2 separate regions of the Homo sapiens genome follow, and region 1 is linked to region 2. The links are chromatin loops, found by intact Hi-C in ENCODE. Cell type or tissue: PC-3. All regions are shown on one strand. Links, peaks and the distances in the headings refer to the core of each region. The heading gives the core; the rest is flanking DNA. Region 1 overlaps FARS2 (phenylalanyl-tRNA synthetase 2, mitochondrial). Region 2 overlaps FARS2 (phenylalanyl-tRNA synthetase 2, mitochondrial).

Evidence for each region. Peaks named below come from ENCODE experiments on the same cell type or tissue, not always from the same donor. Only the 100,000 strongest peaks of a DNase experiment are listed, where the experiment ranks them.
Region 1: a loop joins it to region 2, with 2.5 times the contacts of the local background. A loop is called at or near these places in 2 of 110 quality-filtered maps.

What each region holds. Positions count from the first base shown.
Region 1 is chr6:5,664,522-5,680,329 of GRCh38, forward strand. The region is part of intron 6 of FARS2 (phenylalanyl-tRNA synthetase 2, mitochondrial); the gene reads left to right. It overlaps LOC101927950 (a long non-coding RNA gene), which reads right to left. Exons shown (of 4, transcript NR_110842.1): 3 at 3,516-3,592; 4 at 464-937. Among named protein-coding and RNA genes, the nearest start is that of FARS2-AS1, 210 kb to the left of the region's middle. RefSeq lists enhancers at 696-1,895, 8,221-9,217. In PC-3, for the core only: no CTCF peak of the experiment used is centred there; a DNase peak (open chromatin) is centred at 8,240; H3K27ac peaks cover 1,257 bases.
Region 2 is chr6:5,530,896-5,546,703 of GRCh38, forward strand. It overlaps FARS2 (phenylalanyl-tRNA synthetase 2, mitochondrial), which reads left to right. Exons shown (of 7, transcript NM_006567.5): 5 at 14,285-14,445. Among named protein-coding and RNA genes, the nearest start is that of FARS2-AS1, 81 kb to the left of the region's middle. RefSeq lists an enhancer at 10,567-11,766. In PC-3, for the core only: no CTCF peak of the experiment used is centred there; a DNase peak (open chromatin) is centred at 7,356; H3K27ac peaks cover 1,141 bases.

The sequences.
Region 1 (15,808 bases), core at 7,278-9,777, 130 kb after region 2:
CCTTGGTTTCCTCCACTTCTGTTTTAAATGAATAATTAATCCATTAAAAGCATCATCTCAAAAGCACAAAATATCCTATAATCTATGACTATAAGTTCTTAGAATAAGAAGTGGACATTGTGTTATGCTTACTTGTAGACTGGTCTGTCTCTCTTAGTAGGACATGAGATGTTGAGGATGGATCTCATCCTAGTCCTAGTCCTTAAGAGCACCAACATGGACGCTTCCTCAGCGTAGGCATATAACTGTGATCTCTGAAGATTCCTATGGGTCTATCATTCAGTAGCTCAAGGGCAGCTGGACGGAGAAGAGATTAGAAGTCTTGTTCCTGCTTCTTAACTTGTTCACAAAGATACTTCATTTTTATTATTTTGGTCCTGCCAGTTCTCTTCATCTGGTTTCCTGTATCCTTTCATATACAGTGATGCTGAGGCATTTTTTCATTTGTTTGTTTTATTTGTTGTTTTAAAGAGAAAAGGGAGTATACTTGTTGCTTCAGGGCAAAACAAAGACCAGTGGGAAGAAAGTTATCAAAGGTTGATTTCAGCTCCTCACAAAGAGCTTTCTAAGGACAGGCTATTTGTGAAGGGACTAAATGTGTTTAAGTAGAGCTGGGCGGTCACATGAGACCATTGTCCTGAGGAAGCTCACCCAAAAACCCCGATGGCCAGGATGTTGACTGATGGCTCACCCTGGAGAGTTGACATCTGGAGCCTCCGCTGACAAGCAGCATGGTCCGCTGGCAGGTGAATAGGGGCCATGGTTCTGCGGGCTCTCTCCAGGGGTGGCTGAGGCTGGCACTCCACAGTGCTGCTAAGCACATGGGTCACAGCTGCAAGAATGCTGGGGTATGCTGACTAGGCAGGTGTGCGGAGGTCACGATGCAGCTCCATCTTCAAAACAGGAAGCATTTCTCGGAGCTGTAGTCTCACAGACTCTAGAGAGATTTGAGAGGAGACTGTCAGAGAGACACAGAGGCCTGGGTGTGTGTGGATGAGGTGATTTCTAACCGGTTGATAATAAGGTAGTAAGCTTTATGTTTCTATCATATTTATTTCCCCCCTCAGATCAGGTTGTCTGAGCCAGAACCACATATCCCAGAGCAGGCATGTTAGTGATCTGGGATAGAGAGAAGGACGTTCTAAACAATGTCTGGAAACATAAGGGGCTGAGATGCATTTAGCCATTTGAAAAGATAATGGAAATTTCTTTCAACTAATTCCTTTGAGGTTTAACTGTATAGTATTGCCTTTTTCATCCTTTCACAAAACAGACCCTGGAAGGACTCAAATTGGTAAGTGAGAAGCCAGTTACTACCAACTACTGGGCAGCTTCTTGGCAGGAGGTGAGAGCTTTCTGCTTCCTTTTTAGGACAATTCCACCCTTCCTTGAGTGGGAGGAGTTGGTGAGGTGGCTGAATGTCATGAGGGTTTGGAGAGGAGGTGGCTGTAATCGCACAGGCACTGGCATTGAAGAGACCCCGGGAAGGGAAGTACCTCTGGCTCCATGGCAGGATCTGGAGGGAGGAAGGGAAGATTCATAGCATAGCAGGTCTAGCGTACCGCACTTGAAAAGACTATGGTATTTATTGGTTCATTGAACTCAACTAAACCCAAAATACTGGGTACCTCATGTGTGCAGTTCTTAGTGCCAGGAATGATGGGCTGTGTAAGGAAGAATCCAGTAACTCCCTCAACTAACTTAGAATATTTATTTCCTAACTAAAAGAAACATAAGTAAGAGTCAACAATATTGTTTGTTTTGCTTTTTATGTAGTGTCAGGCACAGAAATATGCTCAGTAAACACTTGCTGGTTAATGGCCACTGCAGGTCCCTGAATTTGCGTTGAGTTGAAAGAAATGCCACCAACCTGCCCCTCCACTGCCAGGAGTTCAAGTCAGGAGAGCAGCCAGCCTGACTATAGAAGAACTACACAGTGCCTAAAGTTCCAGGAAACCTTCCAGTTGCAAGGAGAGAGAGCAGTGCTATTTTAATAAATAGTACATGATAGTTTTGCTGTATACCAGGCCTACACAGTGCTAGACACTGGAGGCAAAGACAGACAAACAGACAAAATAATTAAAATGTGGTTAAGATCATATCCAAATGTAAATTAGGTCCACCACTGTGGAAAACAGTGTGGCAGTTCCTCAAAGACCTAAAAACAGAACTAACATTTGACCCAGCAATCCCATTGCTGGATATACACCCAAAGGAATATAAATTGTTCTATTATAAAGACACATGCACATGTGTATTCGTTGCTATTCAAAATAGCAAAGACATGGAATCAACCTAAAGGATCATCAATGGTAGACGAGATAAAGAAAATGTGGTACATATGCACCGTGGAATACTATGCAACCATACAAAAGAATGCGATCATGTCCTTTGCAGAAACATGGACAGAGCTGGAGGACATTATCCTTAGCAAACTAACACAGGAAGAGAAAACCGAATATTGAATGTTCTCACGTACAAGTGGGAGCTAAATGTTGCAAACACATGGACACATACTGGGGCCTATCGGAGGGTGGAGGGTGGGAAGAGGGAGAAGATCAGGAAAAATAACTAATGGGTACTAGGCTTAATACCTGGGTGACAATATAATCTGAATACCAAACCCCCATGACACAAGTTTCCCTATATGACAAACTTGCATATGTACCCCTGAACTTAAAATAAAAATTAAAAAATAAAAATAAAGATTAAATTTGGCTGGGCACAGTGGCTCACGCCTGTAATCCCAGCCCTTTGGGGGGCCAAGGTGGGCAGATCACAAGGTCAGGAGTTCGAGACCAGCCTGGCCAATATGGAGAAACCCCATCGCTACTAAAAATACGAAAATTAGCCTGGTGTGGTGGTGCATGCCTAAAGTCCCAGCTGCTCAGGAGGCTGAGGCAGGAGAATCGCTTGAACCCAGGAGGTGGAGGCTGCAATGAGCCGAGATCACGCCACTGCACTCCAGCCTGGGCAACACAGCAAGACACCGTCTCAAGAAAAAAAAAAAAAGATTATATTCTTTGTTGAATATAACAAAGTGAATATAAACAAAATGAAAATTTGGGGGAAAAGTAAAATATCATTTGGCATTAAAGATAACCCCTTAAGAAAATCACTATCAGTACCAAACATGGAGCCATCCAGCCAAACCCATAGAATTCTAGAACATCAGAGCTGGATAAGCCCTTAGAACAATCTGTCCAAATCTGTTATTTTGCAGAGGGGGAAGTGGAGACCCAGCCATGCAAAGGTATTAGCAACAGTTAGTTTACATTTCTTTCTGGCTGCATTTACAGTGGGTAAATACATCTTAACTTTAGTGGGTTGAAAAAGACAGGTGCTATTTCCTCAAACAATATTTTGGCTGCTGGTGATCGACTCTTAGAGCAAGAGAAACACTTTCTAACATCGATGTGGGATTTTGTGTGTGATGTGTGGGTTTCCTGAGCTGCTGAGCTTTTCCACAATCTCCTGCTCTATTACTTCGTAGCCCACTTTCCTTTAATACCCACCGTCAGAGAGGTTCTCTTTACCATTCCTCTGCTCAGCTCCTTCAGAAGTCTGTGTACACCGACAATAAATGGTAGGTCTGAAAACAGATGAGAGGTTTTTAAATTTGAAAACAGATGAGAGGCTTTCTTCCCTCAAGGGATGATGTGGGGTTTAGTAGCTTCAGCTATGTTGAATTTTACTTATAAATGGTGATGACTTGCTTATAATGTGAGGTTTATTTTCTGTTTTATATGTATCTTATAAGCAGCCACATGAGCAAATATTTAATTTATTGTCACTCTTGTACTGTTGGACAGCAGCAGCTCATGTGAATGATACTATACCAATTCAAGCTCGGGAATGACTATTGGACACCCAGCACACTGTTAGGGTTATCTGCGTGTGTCCATGTGATACTGAAATGGCTGGTCCCCTGGTCAAATAGCCAGAGAAACCAGAGGGAAAGTGAATTCCTGAACTTCATTCAATTAAATGAATTGAGGTTTAGATGTTTTTTACTGTTTAATTCAGGCGAAACATTTGTTATTCTTTATGTAGAAACAGCTGAGGCAAAAATGGATGGCTTAGAAGGAATATCCAAGTTTGAATCCAGGTTTTACCTCTTCATTGCTATGTTACCTTGAGCAAGTTTCTTTTTTGTGTGTTTGGGTTTTTTTTTTTTTTTTTTTTTTTTGAGATGGAGTTTGTCTCTTGTTGCCCAGGCTGGAGTGCAATGACGTGATCTCGACTCACTGCAACCTTCGCCTTCTGTGTTCAAGTGATTTTCCTGCCTCAGCTTCCCGAGGAGCTGAGATTACAGGCACCCACCATCACGCCCTGCTAATTTTTTTTGTATTTTTATAGAGACGGGGTTTCACCATGTTGGCCAGGCTGGTCTCGAACTCCTGACCTCAGGCGATGGACCCGCCTTGGCCTCCCAAAGTGCTGGGATTACAGGCATGAGCCACCACACCCAGCCCACGTTGAGCAAGTTTCTTAACTTCTCTAGGCCTCAAGGGCTTTAACCACTTGTAATGATGATAATAGTGCACAGTGCTTTCAAGGTTATATTTTAATAATCAATATAAGGTACCTAGTGCAGTCCCTGAAAAAACAAACAGATGTTAATTCCCTTTCTCCTAAGAAAGTAGTCCTGGAATGGGAAAATAGGAGCCATTCCTTGACACGGAGCAGACGTGTTATCCTGGCCTCCTATGCCATTGCCTTCTGTGGTCAGTACTTGAACATTGTGCCCTCGGATTCCATCAACAGATCCTGAGAAACAGAGAAAGTTGCTCCCGCAGGTCCCATAGTAAGCTTGTTGAGTGTTGTCCATTCCTATCACTCAGCCCACCTCCCCCCACCCCCCCGCTGCCTATAAAACCTTTTGTGGGAAATGTTTTAAAAATTAAGCACCAAGGGTTAGTGTGCCTCAAGATAAGGGTAAATTTGACCTTAAGGGTTTTGTAAGTGACCATTTTTCCTTCACTGTGGCTGGGGAGAGCCACCGTATACGTCAGCCCCCAGGGCTTGCTGTTGTGTTGCTCTTTTCCCTGATCTCAGTAGTCCTGTACTTGCTAATATTTTCGCTCATCATATTGCAGTGTATTAGGAGAGGGCTCTGATGCTGTTCTGTGGTATTATAGGCCCAAGTCAAGAGCTCCCAAATCCTGCCCTGCTAGTCATTTGGCCTCCTGATGGCAAACAGAGGTCCTGAGATTCGGAGAGTGAAGCGGAGTGGCTGCCGGCACCACCTTCTCACCTGCAAGAGCACCCAGAGCCTTGTCCGGAGTTGGGCTTATTGGAGGAGCTGGTGAAGGAGAAGAGGCTGAGTTGGCTTAAGCACCCCTTCTGCCTGCCTCTAACCCCACACCTTCAGATCCCTTTAGCTGCTTGCACAGCTCATGACCTATGAACGGGGGTGGGGAAGAAGTAGGCAGAATGGAGTCTGACATGAGAAAAGTGTCAATAACATCCCATTTCTTGTGTTGATTCTTGATTTCTGTTCATATTCAAACATTATTTTGTTGTATATTTTCTTTCGTAGGCCTCCTTAAAATTCTCGTAGAATGAGGCAAGATATAAACACTTACATAGAAGTTAACAGCAGTGTGTTAATGATATATGCAGCCAAGCATAGGCGCTTATGCCCAGAGTGCGCAAGTATACAGAGGACATTCAGTGGCCAAAGTTGGCTAGAGTTGCTTTGGTCCTTGATCAAGTCCTGTTTAGATTTCTCCACCCAAATAAGTTACATCAATACTGACTAGATAATACATATTCAACAGGCAGTACACCCCCTGATCATTGTGGATATCACAATTCAGGAAATCATTTACTTACTAAACATTTTTACTTACTAAACATTTACTTACTAAACTTTTGTGTCCCCTACTAAACTTTTAGCTTCTAGAGAGTAGAAACCATGTCCTGTTGTTCTTTATGCTTATAGTACTTGGCCCACAACTGATGCACAATGGATCACGAGGGGTGACTAGATAAATGAGAATTTTTTAATGGCAAGATGATTCAGAGCAAATGAAATGTAGAATATCATAATATTTTATAAGGAATGGCATTTTGGGCAAGTTATTACTTGTACGTACTTTTAGAAACAGTCTCTTCCTCTAACCAAATGCTTCTGAGTAGGATCCTGCTTTAATGGATAGAAAAACATGAGTTCTCATTAGTATGCACAGCACTGAAGCCCAGTTACATTTTTTTTTTAAATAAGCACACTTTTTAAGTGCTGCCATGCAGTGTCATCGCTCCAAAAGCTTATCACATTGTTCATTTTCTTAGCAGGCTCAGTTCTACTGATGGTGTAAAGTTTCAACCGGGGCTCTTCATAATTATTACGAATTCTTAAGACTGAAATCAGGTGGCTTTTTATTTTTAGTGTCCTTATTGTGCTCACTCAAGACTATATATTCAGCAGTGTGCAGTCTATGCCTGACTGTATAAAAGACTGGAATGTTCACACACTATAATGAATAATGAGTGTCAGTGAACTCATTACAGTAAATCCTTAGGTAATTACTTTCTGCCTTAGTTGGGGGACTTATGGTAGCATAAGCTAAAATTATTTCATCTCCAGACAAACCCTGAGGTGGCTGTTGGAGTTAAATATAATTCATTTGCAGCATGTTTATTATAGTTAAATTTAACTAATTTAGGGCCTGTTGCTGGCCAGAAGCTGAGGAGGAGGAAGTTGCAGTGTCCATGAGTACCTCAGAAAAATGAGGCTTCATGGCCGAGCTTTCAGAGCATGACGTAAGAGTTACTCCCACTCTGTCTCTGCTCTTCCTGTCCCCAGAGCTGGATGGGTTTGTTCATGAAAGTGATTGGCTAATGAGCTCTTCAGGCATAGGATTAATGTGGTGTAGCAAGAGGAAGTCTCAGCGTTGAGCTGGGGCTCTGCTCAGTTCTCTCCTCTGTTTCTGCCGGAACTTCCTGGTGTTACAGAAAGAACTATGGTGTTCAAGGTCACTGTTGTATGAATGGATTTATCAGCAGATGGTGAGGCTCCCCCTTCTCGTGCCCCATTTCCACTCAACACTGTCGGGCCAGTCTGGGCGTTATTTCTTCCTAAGCCTTCCAGCCTGGAAGACTTAGCTCTGGAAAAAATAGGAAAGGACTTACTCCAAGAACCAAGCACATGTTTACAGAGGATGGTTTAACCTTTAAAGATGTTGCCACTGAAGAGTTTTTAGATTAGATTTTGCCTCATGAGAGCTCTTCTGAGCTGGATGGCTTGCTCTACCAAAGATGTTACAGGGACACCCGCAGGAGAAATCGCATCAACGCGGGGAGGTGAGGCTTCTGAGCCATCGCTTGTGTCTAAGAACATAAGCCAAAAATCACTGTAGGGGGACTGTTCCCCAGAAGACAGGGACCTTGCCAGGAGAGGAAACACAATTCCGATCATCGTGAGGAACGTGCATTTGCGGAAGACATTGTCCTACTTTTCCACAAAAATACCATGTCTCCATTCTGGAAATATGTGCACTGTGCTAATTGCTCAAGAGAAGGTAGCAGTTGGAAAAAGTCCAGAGAAGGATGAGTAGATGAACACAGGAATCAGTCGGTAGCCGTGGGAACAGCAAAGCCCCTTCAGTGGGAAGGCAAGAGTAAAGAGAAGACAGCACTGAAGTCTGTGGAATCTAAAGCGGCTTTGGTGGGGTTTCCTCACCGACCCAAAGTGCAGAGCTAGCAGGGTAGGCACACCCACCCGTGCCTGTGGTGGCCCGCCCTAAGACTCTATCCAGGACAGCCACCTCAGCCTCACTATCCCCTGGCCACGTCCTGGCCGTTCAGTCCCACCGTGACGCAGCTTACAAGCTGCAGAACCGTCTGCCTCTCAAGCCAGTGTTCCTCCCACTGTACCACAGTTGCTTCCGTTGGGTCCAGACTCTTCTGAAAACTCCCCTTTTCAATTTTACTCAAACAGATTTTGGCCATGGAAATGGTTTGTGACTTTAACGGGCAAGCTGTGATATAAAAAGTAAACCATGGGTTACATAACTTCAGGGGCAGGTTAACTTTTCCAGAATTCTGGTCTCAAAGTAAAGATTTAGATTTAGTTGAGGCTATAAAAATTCAGGAAAAAATAATAAAGCATTTCTACACCTCCCTCCTTCCCCTTGCGAGCCCCCCTTAAAAATAGCATCTGAAGTTTCATTGTAGCTGAGTCACTGCTTGGTGCGATCTAGGGCTAGGCTGCAACTGGACCTGTCAGAATGAGGCCACAGTGATTCATGATGAAGCTAAGTTTGGTTGCCACTGACAACATGTGTTCCTCTCTGTTCTTTCCCTGGAGTTTGGAGACACTGTATTTTGCCTTTGGATTAGAAACGCCTTTGAGTGGTGAGAGTAATGGGATGAGATGGGCCACTGCAATTAAAGAGCCCTCTGGGCCCTCTTTCTGTGACACCCTAGCCATTTGTTAGGGGAAGGTAGGAGTAATTAACATAACCAAAGACCTTTGGGGCTGTGAAGGGAATTTATCTCCTCTGCCTTTGCAGTTTAGCATCAAGTCAGTCTACCAACCAAGAGCCCCCCAACACCTTTTCTGGGCCCCAAACTGTGCTTCCCATTGAGGAAAGGCAAATGATAGAATATGCGGTCCCTACCCTGAAGGAATTTGGGGAAGCACAAACCAATTAGAGAAGCACTGTCTACTTCCCACGTTGATTATAATCATGTATGTGTCAGTTTCCACGTTTGCGCCTGGAGGGCAGAAGCCACAGCTGGTTTTGCTGTGCATGGCACCTGTGTTCCTGGAGCTGAAGTGAATGGGTCCTGCCTCCAGCACCTGCTTCCCCACTTCTGCCATCAGAAAGACTCGTTCGGGAAAACATTCCTTCATTCCCTTCCTAGGGCACCACAGTTAATAAGGCCACAAATTTGGGCCTGTCCATCCTGGTGCAAGTATCTGAGGAAGCAAGAAGAGATCCGGGTTAGCAAGGATACGATTACAATGCTTTTATTTTTTTAATGGGACTTGGGCGGTGAGGAAATTCTATGTTCCCCGTCATTTATGCAGACTCCAGCTAAACGTATGCTAGTTGAACTCATGCCAGCTCTGTGGAAGTGAGGGACAGATACAAGAAACATGGGAACTTTCCAAGAAATGAAGCTTCTTTGCTGCCATGTCGATGATGCTTGTTTCTGAGAAACTCAAATGTATGGAAGTGTAGAGTAGAGCTTCCCAAACAGGGTGCCGTAGTTCACAGATTTGCACACAGGGGTGCCAGCATAATGATCTCTGCAGCTCTTGGCACACCTTGGTATGTCTGGAGTATGAGATGGACTTAACATATGAATATACATATAAATATATATAATGTATCTGTACATCTTAGGGACTAGACAAACAAGGTGTTAAATGTGTTCCTCTCTGGATGGTAGGTTTATGGAATCCTTTAATCATTTTACTTATTTGCTTATTTAAACTTCTGAATCTGTAACAATTTATTGTGTGTGTGGAAGAATTCTTTCAGCCCAACCAAATACTAGCCAAAATATTGAAGTGGAAGGTATCAGTGTTCGGTGATCCAGCCAAAGGTTTATGTATATGTTTTATTCAAACACTGTCTTAGAAACCATTTGCCCTGAGGATGTGTCCTCTATTTTGTCAGTTTAAAAAGGATTCTTTTCAGTTAGTGCATTCTCATTAAAAAAAAAAAAAAAAAAAAAGGAAAGAAAAAGAAACAGTAAAGCAGATGTCACATATCAGAGAAATTGCCACATCTTGATAGATTCACACCATTTATTTTCTTTGCCTGTAAGCCTAATACTGGCAACAGCCCAAACTGCCAACTTTCTTCATTTATTGACATTCTTAAAAAGTTAACTTCCTGTCGAGGATGTTTTTGACAGGGATATTAAGAGAAAGACTTGTTGGTCAGATGTAGGTTCCAGCTGGCCACACTGTAAAGGCCACTGGGAATCGGAACCTTGGCAGATCCATGCAGAGGTAATAGTTTGGAAGTTGGGAATTCTTATTTCCCGGCAACTGTAGACAAGGAGCAATGATTTGCTATTTGTATTTTATATCGTATTACATTTGCAAAATGTTTGTGGTCATTCAAATTTGTTTTTTTTCACAGTACTTCTGTGAATGCCTGATTTCTCTTTGCCTAGGCTCTCAGATTCTTGAGGGGGTGGATGGAGGTGTGATATTTGCCTTCTTCTCACATAGGAATGCCTATAACCTAAATGAGATCAATATCATTTCGTTCTTCTGGGAGCAGTACTATTTTTGCCAGTTACCAACATTATAAAATACTTCCATATTTGGAACTGTGGCATTTTGTACTTGGAGGGATTTTTTAAAGAAATTGCCTGGTCTAGTTCCTTCATTATACAAATGAAACCATTGAGACCGAACAGGCAAAGGGAAGTTCTCAGAGTCACAAGAAGTGGTCAGTGGCCAGGCTGAGGCCAGACTGTAGTTTCCTTTTTACTACTGGTCATACTCTGTGCTTTCTACCAATATTTCCCAATTACTATGGGGAATTAATAAAAAATGTTTTTTAATCTGCATTTTTTGGGGGAAAGATAAAAATACAGAGTTTGTCACAACATAGGTGGTCAATAAATATTTGGTGAAGAAGGTGTTTGATAAAGTTGCATATATTTACCTCTTGAGTCAATAAAAATGCGTTATATTTGCAGATAGACACACACACACACACACACACACACACACACACACACACGGTGCTATGTAGTAGCTGGTAACCACATGTGTGCTGTCAGTCCATACAGGGACTTGATTGTCATGTATCCCAGTCTTTGTGGCTCTGTTCAAAGGAAGAAGCTCTGGGGAGGAGTAACAGAGAATTTTAGGAGACAGAGAAAATAGACTTCTTTTCAATGGAAACTTATCAGAATTGTTGAAGTGAGAAAGCCATACACATCTCTATGTGTATTTTGGTATCAGTGTAGTATTGTCTGCAGTAACTCTTTGTTTAGTCATGAAATATGTTACTTGCCATTCCACATGTACCCAATACAGTGTTAAAAAGAGTCCTGTTCAGCTAGGATAAATCACAGAACAAGTATAGTAAGAACATCACCAAGTAATTATACAGTATGTCTTTGAGATTTGTGTCTCCAAGTTTCTGAATATTTCATTTTGAAAGAGTAACTTAGAAAACGTAAAGAGAAGTTCCACAGAAGTGCCTGGGAGAGCTGATCTTTACCAAATTCAGTAAAAATTTCAGAGGTGAATAAAATAAACCTGGACAATTCATAATAACCTACAGAAGACACATCGTTTTCATTGTTTTCCATTGGCTAACATATCCGGTAGGAAGTTAAATTTCACTGTCTTTTGCATAGCACAGAATTTGTTTTCCTAATCACCTTTCCTACATATTGAACAACGTCTCGGTCATAATCATGGCATATGCTGCATTGAACCCAAGGTGAAAATCATTCTTTTTTTTCTCACCTGAGGGAAATTTCACTTTTTTTACTGAATGAAGGAAGCACTTAAAGTATAAATTAAAATAAAGATAACTACTATTAAATTTGGTTAGGCTCATATAAAAAAAAATAGTAAAATGGCAGTCAAAACAACCTGACTCAAGTTTGTGACAGAAAGGCTTAATTTAGCACAGCCCATTTATGTACGCAAGAAGCTTTTCTTAAGGACACTCAAAGATGTCAGCTCCAGTCCTAAAGGAAACACACTTGAACCGAGCGTGAGATGAATGAAGGGATTCTGCTCTTGTCTTTTATAGATGATTTCATTTATTTGATTCTTCTCTTTCCTCCTACATTCTCAGATTAGGCATGGCCTTCAATTGGATTTTGTATTCGTTAAATACAAACAGTACACATATTAGACTGGATACATATTTGCAAATTTGGATTTATATAATCTATTTTAAAATTATGAGACTAACGATATATTTTATTGCACATGCCTGTGGTGTCCGAGTCTGGGATCTGCTTTAATTCTCAATAACATTCAAATAAAACCATTGCAAAGAGCAGAGCTAGCAATAAGGACATTTACAATGTCACATGAAGGTGGACTGTATGCCACATGCCTTATAATCATATATTCAATGATTGCAAATAGGATTTTTATAGAAAGTGCTCACAGCAGTTAAAAGAATTATATCTGAAGTCATATTTCTGAATGTGAGACTTTCATTTTGTTTAATTATCTATTGAATGCTCCCAAACTTACTAGGACTTAGTGTGTGCTTTTATTCTATGTTAGAGAAAATCTTGGTAGTCAATCTCAAGTGTATGCCCCGTCTTATGACTGCGAGATTCCCTCTCTCATTCTGGTATTGTCCTGTGATATTTGCTGCTTTCTGCAATCAATATAGACAGACTTGAGCCAACTTAAATGTTGTCTCAATATTTACCTAGTACAAAGAAAATTCCATTTGAGAAAACCACAGAGTATAGTCATTCCTGGAACAACCAGGAGATGGTTATTATCATTGGAAACAATTATTTTTAAAAATCAATCTCAATTCAGAGCCATATGTGTATTTAAAGTGCCCACACATCTAAAACTGTTTTCAATTAATTTCATGAAATGTTATTTTTTCATTTAAAACAAACCAAAGATGATTAATTTTTATATAACCAAAGATGATTAACTTTCATATAAATTTGTGAATCATAACAAATTCTTGAGCAAACCATGTGTCTTGCTTTCTTTTTATATTGGCATGGTATAAATACTGAGAATCAAAGCAACCATAATTAAAAAGGCCTGGTCTGAAGAGGAACCGTAAAGTAGGTAAGGTTTGTGTTCTGCTTTCTTCTATCTCCTCCTAGCTCCCATTCAAGTTATTTCTTCCGGCTTTCCTCTCTGGCAAGGTACAAATGCTCCTGCCTCTGCCTCGCCCCTTCACACTGTAATATTGGTTAAAGAACTTGGCAATGAACCAGCGTAATCAAATTCCTCTGGCTAGACTTCTCTGGCAGTAGAGCATTTAAGTGTTCTGCTCCAAATACTTTCCAACAATCAGAACCAAGACACCTGTGTGGGAGCCAGTGCCACAGGTAAGTCCCTGTTAGTGACAGTGGCCTTGCAGTGATGCTTTGGGAAATTATCCTGGCTTCAATGAGTAGGACAGAGAGGAGTGGCTACCCAGCCCATGCAAAGCCAAGCAAGGGGCTGTAGTCAAAGAGTCAAAGGCAAGAGTCATTGTTCTTCCCTGTGAGCTTATATAACAGAGTGTGTGTTCATTTCTCACACATATAGTTTTATCTCGCAGCTACTTGAAGGGTTCACATGTCTGTTTGCTGACTTGATTGTGAAATTCCTGAGGGTAGGAATTATGTCTCATGCCCAGCACCAAGGAGGAGTGCAGTAAATGGGTGAGGAATGAATGAGTGAATGAATCAGTCTGTCAGGCAGTCTGTTAATGCAGATGGCAACAATGAAAGTATGGATTCGAATGGCATCTTTGAAAATTGCAAGAAATGGATGGATGTGGAAAACTGAGAGAGAAAACTAAGAGAAAAGCAAGAGAGATCAAGGCATCAAAGCCTCCGAGGCTTTGAGCTGAGCAAAACGAAGAGCCTGGGAAGCAGTCGTAGAAAGGGGGAACTCAGTGAGAAACCTCATGAGGGAAGCCAACACATAAACAGTTTGTCACAATCTCTTTCTCAAAGAAGCATCCTCTAAAAGGTGCCTGTGTTTCTAGCCTCCCACGTCCCCTCCCCTTACCACACCTCACCCAAGTTCCTGGAGGTCTGATAAGCAGCCAAGACTATTTTGTAGACTTAGCAGATGTCCATGTTTTAAGGGACATTTCCATCAACGCTTGAAGGTTGCCATCCTTTGTAGACTTGGGAGGAAAGGTGGATGGGAGGGAGATAGGAAATCTGAGCTGGTGCCTTGAGGAGACGCTTTGGCCTCCTGGAAGAGGGTACTTGTTGGCTGGGATTAGCCCCTCAGGCCATGGCTTCTTTCAGAGGCACTAAGTTTACATCAGAGAGGACATACTTTTATAGTCTGCATTGTCAGTGCTGCGCCCTCAACCACTGCTGCAGATAGCCTCTTACTTTATAAGTAAATAATCTCTCAGGGAAGAGATTCACCTCATTTCACACATAGCCATCCTTTGTAATACGAGGGCTGCTTGCACTCTTCTTGGCCTCTGGAGCTTCAAACATGTCTCATTCCCACATCCTTCAGAAGGGCCAAAGAGGGACCTACCTGGCTGAGTGGTATGGAAGCTAGGAGGGAAACACCCTGGTACGTGCTCTTTAAAGTCTGTGAGTTACAGAGAGAATATGATAAATAATTCATTTTCTATTTTAAGCCCCTCTTTCTCCAAAGTTTTGGAATGAGCTCTGTAAATTTCCCAAGAACTTCTCTGAAAGTTCTACCAGCTGACCGAATGCGGAAATACCTGCTGTGTGCTTCCTGGAGATTTTCCCCACTGTCTGTTTTATGACCTGGTGAATTAGGCTGCAGTCTTGTCTTGATCCAGAAGTGGTGCCCCTTGGATCAGAAGGAATGTCTGAAACACATTGATTTGTGGCTGGAATAGTAAGCTAAGCTCTAGGAACATCCTGCCAGAGGCTTGTCCTTAGGAAATAGTCTCACAAATTTTTTTGCTGGTGAAGAGATGACATGCTGCAATTGACCTGTTGAAGGCCAGAAAACCGAGGTGACAAAGCAAACCTCTCAGTTTCTAATGCTTCCTTCAGGCTATGCTTTCTAGGGGTGATACCCTCTATATCCTGAGAGACCTTAGCTGCACAAGACATTAAAACTTGGTCCTCAAAATGAGTGATACCAGCCTCTGGAACATAATTGCGACCAAAATGTGTCCTGGGGTCACCAGCCTCCTTCTACCCTTCCCTCTAAAATCCAAATAAAAACATTAAGCCCTACTGCACTGGCCTGCCCTGTTGAGTGCTTTTGCAGATTGCCTGGGGTTATTTATGTCCTCCTGCCTCCTCCAGCTCTAAATTCTGGCTTCAAGACCCTCCTCCATCACCCCTCTGTCAACACTCCCTGGGTTGTTAACATGTCCACAATACTGATCGCCTTACCTCCCTCTTTTCCCAGGGTCTCCTAAACAGTACAATGCCTTTCAAAAGAAATAATGGAGAGGAAACTATTAAAATTGAATTTCCACATTGCAGTTTTGACAGTTTATCAGTGATTCATCACCATAATCTCTTACTCTCCATCCTTGCCCTGTGAATAGATTCATACCTGGAAGCAGCCGTCTCTTTAGAAAAGCTTCTATCCTTTCCTGGTTTTTCCTGAGTGCCTGGTCCTCCCAAAACTCCTATCTTTTTTGTCCTGACTCAGAGGAACCCTCACTTCCCCCACCCCCACCCCCCAACGCACACATTTCCTTCATAACAACACCCTAGAGTGAGATCCTTTTACTTTCCGTTTTACTTCCCGGTTCCTGAGGGCATTACTTTTCATAAGAAAATTCATCAAAGTGTTTTCCTAAAGAGTTGTTCTCCCTCTAAAGTTGAATTTCATCCTCCAACCCAATATGGAAACAGCTATTGCCAGGTATATGTCCACAGCAATCTTTCCTTCTTGCTACATAATCACAGTTATTTTAATGATTATTTGATTTTCTACAGAATGTAGCGTAGCTCTGATGCTGTTAGGGTCTTGATGAAGGCATTAGAAACAATGCTTATGCTCAGAGCACTTGTGTGTGCTTGGACGTTGTGTGAATGTGAGCAAAGTTGTACTTCAGTGAAGGTGCCCAACCAACACTGAGACACATAACCAGGAAAACAAGGCTGCAGCTGATGGTCAGAGTAGCCACGGGTTAGGCATGAGTAGCCA
Region 2 (15,808 bases), core at 6,099-8,598:
TATGTATAACTATATAATGTATAAATATATAATTAAATATATAATTTATACATAGATTATAAATATTAATAAATGTCAATATAAATACAGGGCTGCTGATCTCCAGCTTTTTGCTCCTGGTCACATGTTAGCTACTGCAGCTCCAGGCATTATATTCTTGAGTGATAGCATCTGATGTGGGAAGAAAGAAGGAAGTAGTTCAGAAGGGCCTTTTTTTCTGAAAAGAAACTCTTGCCTATGAGCATCCTAGCAGATTTTCACGTATATCTTATATTTTATATCACTCACATCTCATTGGCCATGCTCTCCCCTCAGCCAGTCACTGGAAAATGGTGGGGAGTGGGAGTCAAGCCCCTGCAGGGGGTGGTGCATCACTGTCCAAACTGCAGAGAAAGAGGGACCAACACTTTCTACACATTCCATGTAAGGAGGATTCTCACTGCGCAGGACCGTTGGGAATTGCTTCATGCACTGCTCATTAGCACGTGCTTCAGACACTGCAGTTTTCTTTATTAAACTCCAGAGAACCAAAATCTAGGACTCAGGAAGGAAAGGGGATGGTCCAAAGTGAGTTTTTTTGAGATGGTTGTGAAAGTTTTTTGCAGTAAGTTGATTAGAATGCCATCCAGCTCAGACCGTATTAAAGAACACTGCTTGTAAGACCCAGAGACTCTCATCCACAGTCTGCTCTGTACCATGAAAAGCTTTCTTTTAAAAGAGAGGTCTGCCTTTGGATTAGGTGAAGCACTTTTTGACAGAGTGTTTGGGGCCAAGGATATATACAGCTGGAGAAATGTTTCAGGCAGGAGATTGATCTTTGGGCAGAGCTTGGAAAGTCAATCATCCGGTGGCGAGTCTCCGAGGAAGCAGTTCAAGTATCGTGACTGGAAAGCAGGGGATGAAGGACTACATGCATGGTTGGAAGAGAAGAAATCGGAATTTACCTAGCTGTGCTGACCTTTCTAGGCCTGCTTCTGGATGTGCAGTGTCTCAACAGGATACTGCAGTGCTTTTATTCCTGCATGTCCATCATTGTAACTAACAATCAAGGGACGTGGATGCCTTCATTCAATACCACTGCTAACTACTAGACCCATCAGTTCACTCAGTAGGTTTGTGTGTATATTACAGTCAAATCTAGCGTGAAAGTCATTTTGGAACGATAAAACCCAACATTCAGAAGAGAAATCTACTGTTATGTGAGCACCTACCTACACAAACCATTTTACTGGCTTTCGTGGAATAATTATAGTCAACCAGGAAATCAGCAATGACAACATAGAAAGCACACAGATGTCAGTAGCACTTCCTGATGTTTTGAAATACCTTGAACATAGCCGTCCTCAGTTAATGTTTCAGCATGAATCTAGGGGAACATCTACTGGGTGTAAACTTAAAGTCAAAACATAAATTCAAGTCCCAATGTTTATGTGATCTTGCTCGAACACTGTTTATCTTTTCAACATAGATGATACCAGTTTGACATTTCCCATAGGAACATTGTGAGGATAAAACTCAAGATAATATAGGTGAAGTTCTTTGTCATTGGTGAAGTTCTGTAATATATGAATGTTGGCTGGGCGCAGTGGCTCACGCCTGTAATCCCAGCACTTTGGGAGGCCGAGGCGGGTGGATCACAGCGTCAGGCGTTCCAGACCAGCCTGGCCAACATAGTGAAACCCTGTCTCTACCAAAAATACAAAAAATTAGCAGGGTGTGGTGATGGGCACCTGTAATCCCAGCTACTCGGGAGGCTGAGGCAGGAGAATTGCTTCAACCTGGGAGGCAGAGGTTGCAGTGAGCCAAGATTGTGCCATTGCACTCCATCCTGGGCAACAGTGTGAGACTCTGTTTCAAAAGTAGTAGTAGTAATAATAATAATAATAATAAGAAGAAGAAGAAGAAGAAGAAGAAGAATGTTAATTGCTAGGTTGTTTTAGTGTTCCTTGTAGCAGTTGTTTTGGAAACATGCGAGTTCATTAAATTGAAGAATTCCTAGAAGTCAACCCTTTTGACAAGGAAGGAAAAATATACTTACAATAATACAAAACTTTTTTTTTTCAATATGTAGTAGTTCAAGCATTTCACTTGTCTCTTGTAACAAAACAACCTATGAGGAGAAACCTGAGGATGCAGGGGCTGTTTGCATTTCCAGAGCTCAGTCATTGGGGAGGAAAATAAAATAGAAAGACAGAATGTTGAAGCAGAAGTGGTGATAAGATCCTGGGCCTCAGGGGACTTGCGACGCTGTGCCTGCTGGTGCCCTGTATACAGTAGAACTCAGCGAATGGTGACCAAGGTAGGGGTCAATGAATAGAATATTCACTTGTTTCTGTTACTTTGTGTGTTCCAATTCTCTCCTTTCTGAGATATCTTTTCAGAAATGGCACCCCCAATATCACTACTGTTAAATATCACTTTATAATATGATAGATAAAATCTCTCACAGATACAAAATTAAAGAAAGTCATCACTTGTATTGAAAACTTAAAGTATGAAATTCTTCGGAATACTATCCATTTAAATTAAGTAAGTAAACTAAAAAGTGGGAAAATCTTGAAACCTTTCCTACCATACTATTCTGTTGTTTCTTTGCAAATATTTACTGAGCACTTGCTATGTGCCAGTGTTCCAGCCACTCGAGATGGATCAGTGACGAAAACCAGTGAAGATGCTGCCCTCATGCACTGCAGGCTAGCAGGGGAGTCTGAAGGTCAACAATAAGTAAATGAAAAGGCTGTAGCGTATTAGAAGATATTTTCTGAGGAAAAGAGGGCAGAGTTGAGGGGGTTTGGGAGAGTAGGTTGATGGAGAGGTTTACAATTTTCAAGTGGATGGCTGGGAGACCTCACTGAGAAGGGGATGTTGAAACAGGGACCTGAAACAGATGGAAGACCGTTACCCCGGACATGACTGCCCCAAAAGGGGTGTGACATTGAATGTACCTGTATGTCTCAAGGCTTTAAGGGGACCCGGTGGCAAGAGGAGAGAGAGCAGTTGGCAGATACCTTTTGTTACGCTGTGAAATGTTAAGCAAAATTATTCTGCAGTAGTTTGTATTTCCTTAAGGAAGATTTAGAATAGAACCTTAGTTAACTATTTCTAAACTGAGCCAAATCATACACTGTTCAGAGCTGGGAGGGACTTGAGACACCCTATCATTGCTGTTCTTCATTTTATGAGAGAAAAAGCTGAAGTCCATTGAAATGATTGGTGGTATAATGGCTCAATTAGTGTATCTCAGTGTTTTCAGAGACAGATGTGGTGATGAGAAAAAATATATGTATGTTGTTTTCCTTTCAGAAAGTGACGAACACATGAAAACTTTCTTCAAAATTTTAAATATCTACATCCTCTGAGATTTTATTTTTTTGTGATAAAATGTTACATAATATAAAATTAGCCAGTTAAGCCATTTTAAGTGTACAATTCAGTGGCATTAATAACATTTACAGTGTTGTGCAACCATCACCACTATCTATCTCCAAAATATTTTCATCGCTTCCACGAGAAACTCTGTACCCATTAAGCATTAACTCCCCATTCCATGCTCCCTCCAGTGCCTAGTAACCTCTAATCTGCTTACTGTTCAAGATATTTCACGTAAGGGAAAGCTTAGATTTTTTTTTGCCTGGCTTCTTTCACTTAGCCTGTTGTTTTTGAGGTTCATCCATGCTGTAGCATGTATCAGAACTTCATTCCTTTTTAGGGCTGAATAATATTCCATTGTGTGTAAGTAACATATTTTGTTTATCCATTCATCTGTTGACAGACACTTGAGTTGTTTCCACCTTGGGACTATTGTGAATAATGCTGTTATGAACATCGGTGTGCAAGTGTCTGAGCTCCTTTACTCAGTTCTTTTAGAGATACACACACAGAGGCATATATACATATATAGAGACACACATATGTATACACACACATGCACGCACACACACGCACGCATACACACTTGCACGCGCACACACACACACACAGAGACTGAGAGAGAGAATTGCTGGGTGATATGGTCAAATTCGTGTTTAACTTTCTGAGAAACTGCCAAACTGCTTTCCACAGCAGCCGCGCTACTTTACATTCTCAACAGCAATGCACAGGGTTTCAGTTTCTCCACATCCTTCTCAACACTTTTTATGATTATTTTCATTATTATAACCACCCTAGTAGATGTGAAGTGGTATCTCATTGTGGTTTGTATTTATATTTCCCTGATGACTGATAATGTTGAGTATCTTTTCATGAGCTTATTGGCCATTTGTCTATCTCCTAAAATTCTGTCAGTAACATTTTATAGTTTTCAAGGTACAAATATTTTGCCTATTGTTCCATTTATTTCGAAGTACTTTATTTTTGATGCTTTTGTAAATGCAATTGTTTTCTTAATTTCCTTTTCAGATTGTTCATTGTTAGTGTATAGAAATGTAAATATGTGCAACATTTTTATGTGTCGATTTTGTATCATGCAACTTTACTGAATTTGTCTATTAGTTTAGACAGCTTTTTGTGTGTGGATTCTTCAGGGCTTTCTACATATAAAATTATGTCATCTGCAAATAGAGATAATTTTACTTCTTCTTTTTCAGTTGGGATGTCTTTTATTTCTTTTTCTTGCCTAATTTCTCTGGTTACAACTTTTAGTGCTATACTGACTAGTAGCGGTGACTGTGAGCATCTTTGTCTTGTTCCCGATCTAAGTGAAATTTATCTAAGTGGAATGAGTGAAAAGTTTTCAACTTTCACCATTGAGTATGATGTTGGTTGTGGGTTTTTCACACATTGTCTTTATTTTGTTGAGGGCATTCCCTTGTATTCCTGGTTTATTGAATATTTTTATCATGAAAGGGTGTTGGACTTTGTCAGATGCATTCACTGTATCAATTGATATGGTTATGTGGGTTTTATTTCTTTTATCCTATTGTTACAGTATATTACATTGATTGATTTTTATATTTTGAGCCATTCTTGCTTGCACTCCTGGGGTAAATCCATTTGATCATGGTATATGATCCTTTTAATGTGCTACTAAATTTGGTTTGCTGGTAATTTCTTGAGGAGTTTACATCTATGTTCATAAGAGATATTGGTATGTGGCTTTCTTGTAGTGAGCCCCTGTGAAACTATCTTTACTTTAAACCTCTAGTTTTAATTTATCTTTTTTTTTTTTTTTTTTTGAGACGGAGTCTCACTCTGTCGCCCAGGCTGGAGCACAGTGGCGCGATCTTGGCTCACTGCAAGCTCCACCTTCCGGGTTCACACCATTCTCCTGCCTCAGCCTCCCAAGTAGCTGGGACTACAGGCTCCCGCCATGCCTGGCTAATTTTTTGTATTTTTAGTAGAGATGGAGTTTCACTGTCGATCTCCTGACCTCATGATCTGCCCACCTCGGCCTCCCAAAGTGCTGGGAATACAGGCGTGAGCCACCGTGCCTGGCCTAATTTATCTCTTTAATTTTAATTTATCTCTTTGGTTTTAATTCATCTTTCTTCATTCTCATGTTATAAGTTCTGAAAAAATAGGAGTGTCTGCTGGGAATGTCCTTCCTTTTTTATAAGTAAGTCAAAAATAAGCTCTGCCACTTATTAGTATGGTGAAGATAAAAAAGCAGAACCCTATAAGGAGGTCAAGAATGCAGAATATTAATATGTTGATACTCTAATCCCTTTACATTCTCATTCATAGCCACAAGTACAATGAAAATCAAAATAAATATTATATTTCATCTCTGAAAGATTGATGTGTTTGGACCTGACCAATGTAGCCTGGTGTCCATGTAGCCTGGTGTAAATTATGTTCTCAAGTAAGGATTTTACTCTGTCTCCAAAAGGTTAAATAGGTCACTGATTAGAATTATAGATAAAAGAGTACTTGTCTTTCCAGGTTTCTCAGGAGAGAATGAGAAAGATCTTCTCACTGTAGAAGCTTCTTTGAATAGGCACAAGAAGTTACATCTGGCTTCACTTAAACACCACTTGCCTTACAACTTGTTCTAAATCTTCAGAAAGGATTAGTCTGAAAAGCTAATTTTGTTGGAAGTTGAGAGATAATCATGTACATTTCAGACACTGTTTGAAACTTAATTTCCCCCCACAATTACTCACCTTCTAGCGTTGACTGATGAAAGTATAATGGTATAAAGGTACCCTTTTTTTCTGTGGCTCAGGATCATCACACACCCTGAGCTGAAGGCATACAGGCTGCACTTGCCTTGATACAACCCAAGTACACTGCTGCTTGCATATAGACCCCAGTTTCATATTCCACACCTGGCCATTCTCAGCTCTTTCTCCAGTTTTGAAGTGTACTTTTCCTGCATGATGCTGTACAGGACTAAGGACTCTGGGGATAGAGGTTTGAGAAGTATCCCTACCCCTTCCCCAGTGCCTTCCACAGACAGCACAGACATCCTGTGCCTTTGAAGGGATGGCATTGAGCAATAACATTTATTTTTAGTCTTGCCACAGTGCTCTTTGCTCCCTCTCCACCCCAGACCCTACACAGAGCTGCGCTCCTGTTGGAGATGTCCCAGGCCTCCTCTCGAGTTGGAGATGTCCCGGGCCTCCTCTCGAGCTGGAGATGTCCCGGGCCTCCTCTCGAGTTGGAGATGTCCCGGGCCTCCTCTCGAGTTGGAGATGTCCCGGGCCTCCTCTCGAGTTGGAGATGTCCCGGGCTTCCTCTCGAGTTGGAGATGTCCCGGGCTTCCTCTCGAGTTGGAGATGTCCCGGGCTTCCTCTCGAGTTGGAGATGCAGACAAGAGGCCACATGCAGAAGCACTGTGCTTTGGGCTTTCCTTTGCAAATGCTTCCCTCTCTGACGCTGTAGAGGCAGAGCTTGTAGAGCCAGCTGCTGCTTAGAAGGGTCGCCCTGTGGGATTAGAATCTTTCAAGTTCTAAGATAAATTTTGTTACTGTCCTTTCACACTGATAACTTCTCACTGTCCTCTTTTCTATTGCCATTCTCCTCCTCCTCCACTTTCTCCTCTCCTTTTTTTTTAAAGTTTCCCTTCTCTGGATTCTTCTCTTACATCTTTTGCTTCTGTGCATAGGCTCGCCCTCTTAGGAAGATTTTCAACAATTATAAATACAAAAAATGTTCTTGCATGGGATGCTCAATACTGTACAGACTTTCATTAGTCAAAATGCCTAACTGCTTCCAATCCTGCATATTCTGTCTAATTGGGAACATTCCTCCACAGTGAGTTCTGTACTCTGGTGACTCTAGTTTACTGGAACTCACTAGTTTTGGAATGAGGCAAAAAAAAAAAAAAAAAATACTGCCTTAAAACCCTGTCAGACCTGGGTACTTGGCAACAAATTACAGCTGAGGAGTGCCAAAGACCTGAAAATTATACCTACCTTGGTTGACAGTACCTTTAAGTGTCTATGTATTTATGACTCACTTTCTTCCATAAAGAATTTGAAGTGCCTTATTAAAGTACATACCCGAGGATAAAATAAATAGTTGAGATAATCAGGGCAAAGAGGAAATGCGGATAAGAAAATAAAACTGGAGCAAAAGTCACAAAGAGAAATGTACCCTGAACAGTTGTGCAGTTGTAGAGGTGGCCTCCAAGGTTGCCTCTAAGCTCCGATGGGGCCAAAGTAAAAAGTGAATTTTGACCGATTATGTAGCACATGGCATCCTTAAAATTAAAAAAATCCAGTTGTCAAGAAAAGGAAGCCTTTTCTGTTCCCAAGATCCGAAGTCATTTTCTTAAATCTAAGATCAATTTATTTCCTGAAGCCTCCTACAGAAAACTATATGATAGAGTGGTCACGTCCTTCACAGGAGTCGCCAGTATTGTCTTACTGATGGAATAGGCCAATGACACAATGCAGGGGTGCGATTCAGAAGAAATAAATCGAAAGGGAACCAAAACAAAATGTTTTAAAGGTAAAATTTGATGCAACTCAGCAAATGGACACCGTATCCTTTCTTGCAACCCTCCATGAAAATTGATTGTCACAGGCAAACTTTTTATTAGGATGATTATGCGAATGAAAGGTTGTAGGCAGTGGTAGGCAGCTGAAGTCCAGTTGCTCTCTGTTCCCCATGAGGGTCTGGTCCATAAGCTTTGACACACAGGTGGTGGGATTTTATGTGCCCGCGGGAATGACCCCCTCAGTCACCTCAGCACTGGGTCCTCTCAGGTAGAGCCAGTCTCCTCTCTTTAGAAGAGGGTGTCCCTACTGACAGCCACATGGGACTGAGGCCCTGGAGTCACGCATATCCCCAGCACAACCATCAGCCTTCCTTTCCCCCATCAACCTTTCAGTGTGGTCCTGCCAATCATCCACTTAGGCCAGTGAACATTTCTTTTTTTTTTTTGAGACAGGAGTCTCGCTCTGTGGCCCAGACTGGAGTGCAGTGGCACGATCTCGGCTCACTGCAAGCTCTGCCTCCCTGGTTCACGCCATTCTCCTACCTCAGCCTCCCAAGTAGCTGGGACTACAGGTGCCCGCCACCATGCCCACCTAATTTTTTTTGTGTATATATATATATATGTATATATTTTTTTAGTAGAGACGGGGTTTCACCATGTTAGCCAGGATGGTTTCAATCTCCTGACCTCGTGATCTGCCCGCCTTGGCCTCCCAAAGTGCTAGGATTACAGGTGTGAGCTACCGCACTCGGCCAACCATTTCTACATTTCTAATAAACCAGCTCTAGAACATCTGACTTTTAGCAGTGTAGCTTTGCAGTGAGCCTTCTGAGAAAAGCAATTGGAAGTTGTATTTGTGAAGGTAACTGTTTTTATCTTTTCAGTGAATTCTTGGATATTAGCCAATGTGATTAATGACTTTAATTTTAAGACTCATTGATGTTAAGCCATTCTGTATGGCAGTAATGGAATGGCAGGAGCAACTATCTCTTGTGGCCATTTCAAATGCGAAAAACTGAATTCTCATCATCAGCATTACTCCCAGTGTGCAGCTTACCTCGTCACACAGGACAGCCCAGCCTCCCCTCGCCGTGTTCTGCAGATGTGATTTCCAGCTGGCGGTGCTCCCTCTGCTCCGTCTCACCCTGCTCCATTCAGAAGACGTGCCACATCAGTCTGGAAAAGCAAGTCCTCCTTTACTCTGAGACATATTACAGTGGAGCCTAGACTGCCATCATCATGGCAACCATGGGGCTCCCTCTTATGTGAAGTTCGTTCGCCCTTTACCTGAGCCATGTTTTTCACCTGTCCCGCTTGGCAGTGCATGCGTGGGTCCGGCCTCTTCAGGACTGCTGTGCTTGGCAGCTCCCTGGCTCAGCTGGGAGGAAGATAGCAAATGGGAAATTTCTCTGTTTTTCCATAACTTTATGATAATTCGATTTTGGACTCATACCTTTATTTCTTATTGTTTCTGATATTTCTATTTTGACAAACATAATAGAATGTAGATTTACCTTTTAGATGGTATTTATTCCCTTCAATGCTGTTACTTCTGAGCATTTTGTGATCATTTCCATTTCTCATCTGTGAAACTGGTATTCAGTGTCTAGCAAGCAATGAATGAAGCATTTAGTGCTTTTTTTCTTCTTCCGTACGCCTTTAGCCTCCCAACCCTTAATTGTGAACATCGTGTAAACTTTGCTTTTCAGAACACCAGCCCTTTTTTGCTTTTCTCTGAGACATCATTCATTCGCACTGTCGTGTCTTCAGCTTTGTGCTGTGAGAGTGACTCAAAGAATCCACTGTGTGGGAAGCACATGTTCTTCTCATTAGCACAGATATATGTCTAAAACTCGTTTATGGAGTAGTCAATACTGTGTATGACATTGTGTAGGGACTGTTTTCTCAGAACTCTCAGGTTTAGATGGGGAGAGAAACTTGTAAATGTGATAGTTGCTAATAGAAATATGTACAGCGTGTTTGTCACGGGGAAATGAAGGTAAACTTAATGCTTCAGGGTCAGAGGAAGAATCTCACAGTCAGAATACTTCAATGAAGTTTTAGAGGACCATGACAGGTTACTTTAGGAGAGGGGCAAGTGTTAGGAAGATCCGCTATATTATGACAAGGACATATGATGTTTAGAGAACTGTGGATAATCTGAGGTGGTGGGCCCAGCACCAGGTGTGAGGGGCCTTTGGTGCTGTTGTTAGGGGTTATATTTTCTTTCCCAGTCATAATTCTCAGCTTGCAGTCTGCAGATTCCTAGGGGGTCTATGGATCAGCACTTAGAATATGTAAGAGTTTGCTATGGAACGTCTTAACTTTGTGGGTTTAAATATATATGTAAGCTATATTGGCATGTTCTATATCATTTAAATCATTACACCTCAAAGTGTGGTGCTCAGAATGGTGCTGATCCACAAACTATCAGTTTCCAGTTCACAAGGAGATAACCACAGAGGCTGAGAGTAACCGTTGAGAAACTTACAGCAATTTGACTTGGTACTGCCGTGTCATTCAAGTGTAGTATGTTTGAAATGCCAGTTTGTTGAAGTAGTATTACACACAACAGAATTCATACTTTTAAAACATAGCTACATGAGTTTTGAAGGATATATACAGTCATGTAAACACCCCACAATCAAGATAGAGAAAATTTCCATCTCCTGGAAAAGTTCTCTTATGTCCTACCAATCTGTTATCTGTCTCTATAGTTTCGCCTTGTCTAGAATGTCATGAGAATTGAATTCATATTGTAGATAATCTTTAGTGACTAATCTCTTTTTGTTAAACATAATTCTTTTGAGATTCATGTATTTTGTTCTGTATAGGAATAAGTTATTTTTATTACTAGGTCATATTCTGCTATCAGAAAAGGGTCCTGATCCACACCCCAAGAGAGTGTTCTTGGATCTCGTGTGAAAAAGAATTCCGGGCAAGTCCGCAGTGTAAAGTGAAAGCAAGTTTATTAAGAAAGTAAAGAAACAAAAGAATGGCTACTCCATAGACAGAGCAGTGGCATGGGCTGTTCCACTGCATAATACTTAGGGTTATCTCTTGATTATATGCTAAACAAGAGGTGGATTATTCATGAGTTTTCCAGGAAAGGGGCAGGCAATTCCCAGAAGTGAGGGTTCCTCCCCCTTTTAGAGTATATAGGGTAGTTTCCAGACATTACCATGGCATTTGTAAACTGTCATTGTGCTGGTGGGAATGTCTTTTAGCATGCTGATGCATTAAAATTAGCATATAACCAGCAATGAGGAGGACCACAGGCCACTTTTGTCGCCATCTTGGATTTGGTGGGTTTTGGCCTGCTTCTTTACCATATCCTGTTTTCTCAGCAGGGTTTTTGTGACCTGTATCTTGTGATACCACCCCTGCTGACCTCCTATCTCATCCTGTGACTCAGAATGCCTCACCTCCTGGGAATGCAGCCCAGCAGGTCTCATCCTTATTTTACCCAGCTCCTACTCAAGATGGAGTCACTCTGGTTCAGATGCCTTTGACAATTCTACTATATGGATATACCACAATTTCTCCATTCACTGGTTGATGGACATTTTGGGTGTTTTGGGGTTGAGCTATTCTGAATTAAGCTGCATTGGACTTCCAGTGCACATGTTTCCATATCTTAGGTAAATACTTAGGAATGGAATTGCTCTGTCATATGCTAAGTGTCTGTTTAATTCAGGGTTTCTCTGTTTCATGTTTTGGGTTGGATAATTCTTTGTGGTGGGAAACCATTCCGTCCATTATGGGATCTTTAGCAACATCTTTGGCCTCTACCCACTAGATGTCAGGATGCTCCCCACTCCCAGTTTTGATCACCAAAAATGTCTTCAGACCTTACCAAATGTCCCCTGGTGGTTAAGATGGCCCCCAGTTGAGAAATATTGGTTTATTGTAAAAAACTACCAAACTGTTTTTGAAACTACCAAAGTGGTTTTATCATTCCCACCCAATAATTTACGAGTTCTAGTTTCAATGTGTCATATCTTAATTTTTATTCATTTAAATATATTTTCTGATTTCCCTTGTGATGACTTCTTTGGCTCATGTGTTACTTAGAGAAGTATGTTGTTTAATTTCCCAATATTTGGGAGATTTTTCAGATATTTTTCTGTTGATTTCTGATTTATTTGCATTTGGACATAGAACTTTTTTTGTACAATTTCAATCCTTTTAAATATTTGAAATGTATTTTGTGTTCCAGAATATGGTCTGTGGTGGTGGATGACCCATGTACACTTGAAAAAAATGTCAATTATGTTGTTGTTGAGTGGAATGTCATGTGCATAATTTTATATGTGACCAAATTATCAGCCTGTGATGTGCTGGAAATGTTTAAAAAGTTCTTTGCTAATGACCAGTGCCTCTCCATCTGTCTGTAGCTTATAGCCTGTGTTCCCATTTGTCTTGATGATTGCCTTGATGCCAAGTGATAACCGCAGGTGCTGGTGTTTCACTTATAATGAAGCCTTTTCCCTCCTGGACTTTGCACACCTAATCCTGAAGCTCCATGAATGTTCTGGTTCAGCTAGAGCGAATGGGGATTTGTGAAACAATTATAAGGGTTTTCTGTTGTTGGTGGTGGTTTTTTTTTTTTTTTCTCACTCTGTGGACCAAGCTGGAGTGCCATGGCACAATTTCAGCTTACTGCAACCTCCACCTCCCAGGTTCAAGCAGTTTTCTTGCCTCAGCCTCCCGAGTAGCTGGGATTACAGGCACACGCCACCATGCCTGGCTAAATTTTGTACTTTTGGTAGAGACGGGGTTTCACTGTTGGCCAGGCTGGTCTTGAACTCCTGACCTCGTGATCTGCCAGCCTTGTCCTGCCAAAGTGCTGGGATTACAGGCGTGAGCCACCGCTCCTGGCCAAGTTTTTTATGTTTTAGGAAAACATTAAATGCAAGGTAGAAATGAGAACAAAATGTTTCTTGTGGCTCGTTGAGACGAGTCCTGCCTGTATCTCCAGAATCCACTCCTCAGCCTTCCCGTGCTGCATCCCGTCCCATTGCTACTGAAGAAACTCCTTCAGTCTGGAATTTCCTATCACTTTTCTCTACATTTTGAATCTGGATTAGTTATGTTTGTTTGTTTGCTTTTTTTTTTTTTTCTGGGTAACAAATTACACTTAGTGGCCTAACATAGCACGAATTGACTATATCATAATATCCTTGCATGAGGAGCCTGGCTATGGATTGATAGGGTCCCCTGATCAGGATCTTACCAGGTTGAAATCAAGGCAGAGGCAGGGCTGTGTACTCTGAAGCTGGGGTGCTATCATCAGCTCACTCCAGCTATTGGGAGAATTTGTTCCGTCCCACTGTAGAAGTGAAGTTCCCATTTTCTCCCTGGCTGCTGGTGCCTCTCTGAGCTCCTTTAGGACTTCTCAAGGGCCCGAGCCATGTGGCCTCTTCACAGCCAGGAGGTGGATCTCTCTCCAATCGGCCAAGATGGAGTCCTAGATAAAAAGTAAAGCAGTCACAGGCTTAAATTCCCATTGTGTTCCTAGATCCCACCCATACTCAACGGGAGGAGTTTACACAAGGCATGTGCATGCGGGGTGGGAGTCTCCGAGGCCATCTCAGCCTACCACAGGATCCTACTCATCTGTTAGTGTCCAGTTGGAATTATATCCTTTCATGAGCTCATTTCATAAGCTTTCCTGCAGTGTGAACTGCTCCTTTGCCTGCCTTCATTCTGCAGTTTCTATCTTCCCTTTTACACTGCCTCAGTTTGTGAAGTAAACCCTTCTAATTTATGGCACTGACACAATCTGAGCAGGACACTGTACCTTTGGAGTAGGTGGTGCTAGTTATACCCCTCGTCTGGGCCTGCTTGTGTTCTCTGCAATGCTGAAGTGGCTGTTGGTAAGAATAAGCATTATGGTGTTTAATAAAACTGAGGTTCTTAAAGGCATGACGTATGTACTTTCTTCATGTAAGTTCGTTCTAAACATGTTATGGCCACTATGGCATGTTTTGAATGTATCTCATTATCTACTACACTTAAGGACAGAGACCGTCTTTTCTTTCCACTCTGTAACCTATATTCAGTGGGCTAAATGTTTGAATCAGAGCAAGCAAAGACTACAGAAAAATCATAACTCAGTTCAGGAACCAGTGCTTCAGAAAGCCTAGAATGTAATCAGAAATGAAAGACAGTACTCCAGACAGTATGACTTCAGAATCCGTTCATGAGGGCAGTCCGGAATATGGAGATGAGAAAGCGTGGAAGATTGGGCACCCTCATGGATGTCTTTGTAGCGGCTGCCCAGTGCCTTTGCCCGCTGGTAGGCATCTAATTAGTGTCACTGATAACTGTCAGGGAGTGGTATGAACCTATCCAATCTCGATACTTTTTAAAAACAACTATTTTGTTTCCTAATCACAGCTGGTGCTCAAGACCGAATCGGCTGGGCTTTTGGCCTAGGATTAGAAAGGCTAGCCATGATCCTCTACGACATCCCTGATATCCGTCTCTTCTGGTGTGAGGACGAGCGCTTCCTGAAGCAGTTCTGTGTATCCAACATTAATCAGAAGGTGAAGTTTCAGGTAAGATGACTTGCAAGAACTGAATAGATAATAATAAAAATGGCTGTCAAGGATCGACAGGATCATGTACTTGAAAGCCACTGAATTTTATTTTATTTATTTTATTTTATTTTCATTTTACTTTAAGTTCTGGGATACATGTGCAGAACGTGCAGGTTTGTTGCATAGGTATACGTGTGCCATGGTGGTTTGCTGTGCCTATCAACCCGTCATCTAGGTTTTAAGCCCCACATGCATTAGGTATTTGTCCTAATGCTCTGCCTCCCCTTGCCTGCCACCCCGCAACAGGCCCCGGTGTGTGATGTTCCCCTCCCTGTGTCCATGTGTTCTCATTGTTCAACTCCAACTTATGAGTGAGAACATGTGGTGTCTGGTTTTCTGTTTCTCTGTTAGTTTGCTGAGAATGATGGTTTCCAGCTTCATCCATGTTTCTGCAAAGGACGTGAACTCATTCTTTTTTATGGCTGCATGAATTTTAAATAATGTGAATTTGTAAAGAAGTTCTGGCCAGGCATGGTGGCTCATGCCTTTAATCTCAGCACTTTGGGAGGCCAAGACGGGTGGATCACCTGAGGTCAAGAGTTCGAGACCAGCCTAGTCAACATGGTGAAACCCTGTCTCTACTAAAAATACAAAAATTAGCTGGGCATGGTGGCACGCACCTGTAGTCCCAGCTACTTGGGAGACTGAGGCAGGAGAATCACTTGAACCCAGGAGGCAGAGGTTGCAGTCAGCTGAGATCGTGCCATTGCACTCCAGCCTGGGCAAAAATAGCGAAACTCTGTCTCAAAAAAAAAGAAGTTCCTAAATAGAGGTCCATAAACACACAAGGGGTTCATAAACCTTCAGAAATTTTATGCAAGAGAAAAGATATTTGTCAATATTATTAGTCTAAGCAGAGAACCAATTTTGTACTTTTTTTTTTTTTTTTTTTTAGACAGAATCTCACTCTGTCGCCTGGGCTGGAGTGCGCGATCTTGGCTCACTGCAACCTGCGCCTCCTGGGTTCAAGCAATTCTCCTGCCTCAGCCTCCTGAGCAGCTGGGATTACAGGCGCCCACCACTACGCCCAGCTAATTTTGTGTATTTTTAGTAGAGACGGGGTTTCACCATGTTGGCCAGGCTGGTCTCAAACTCCTGACCTTGTGATTCGCCCGCCTTGGCCTCCCGAAGTGCTGGGATTACAGGAGTGAGCCACTGCGCCCAGCCCTCATCTAGTATCTTTTCCAACAATTCTACTCCATTCATTTTTCAGAATGAAGCTGCATATATGTTAGACCATTTGATCCTATGCCATAGAACTCTGATGAAAGGTTTTTTTAATTAACGATTTTCTTTTCCTGTGTGCTTTATTTTTGATAAT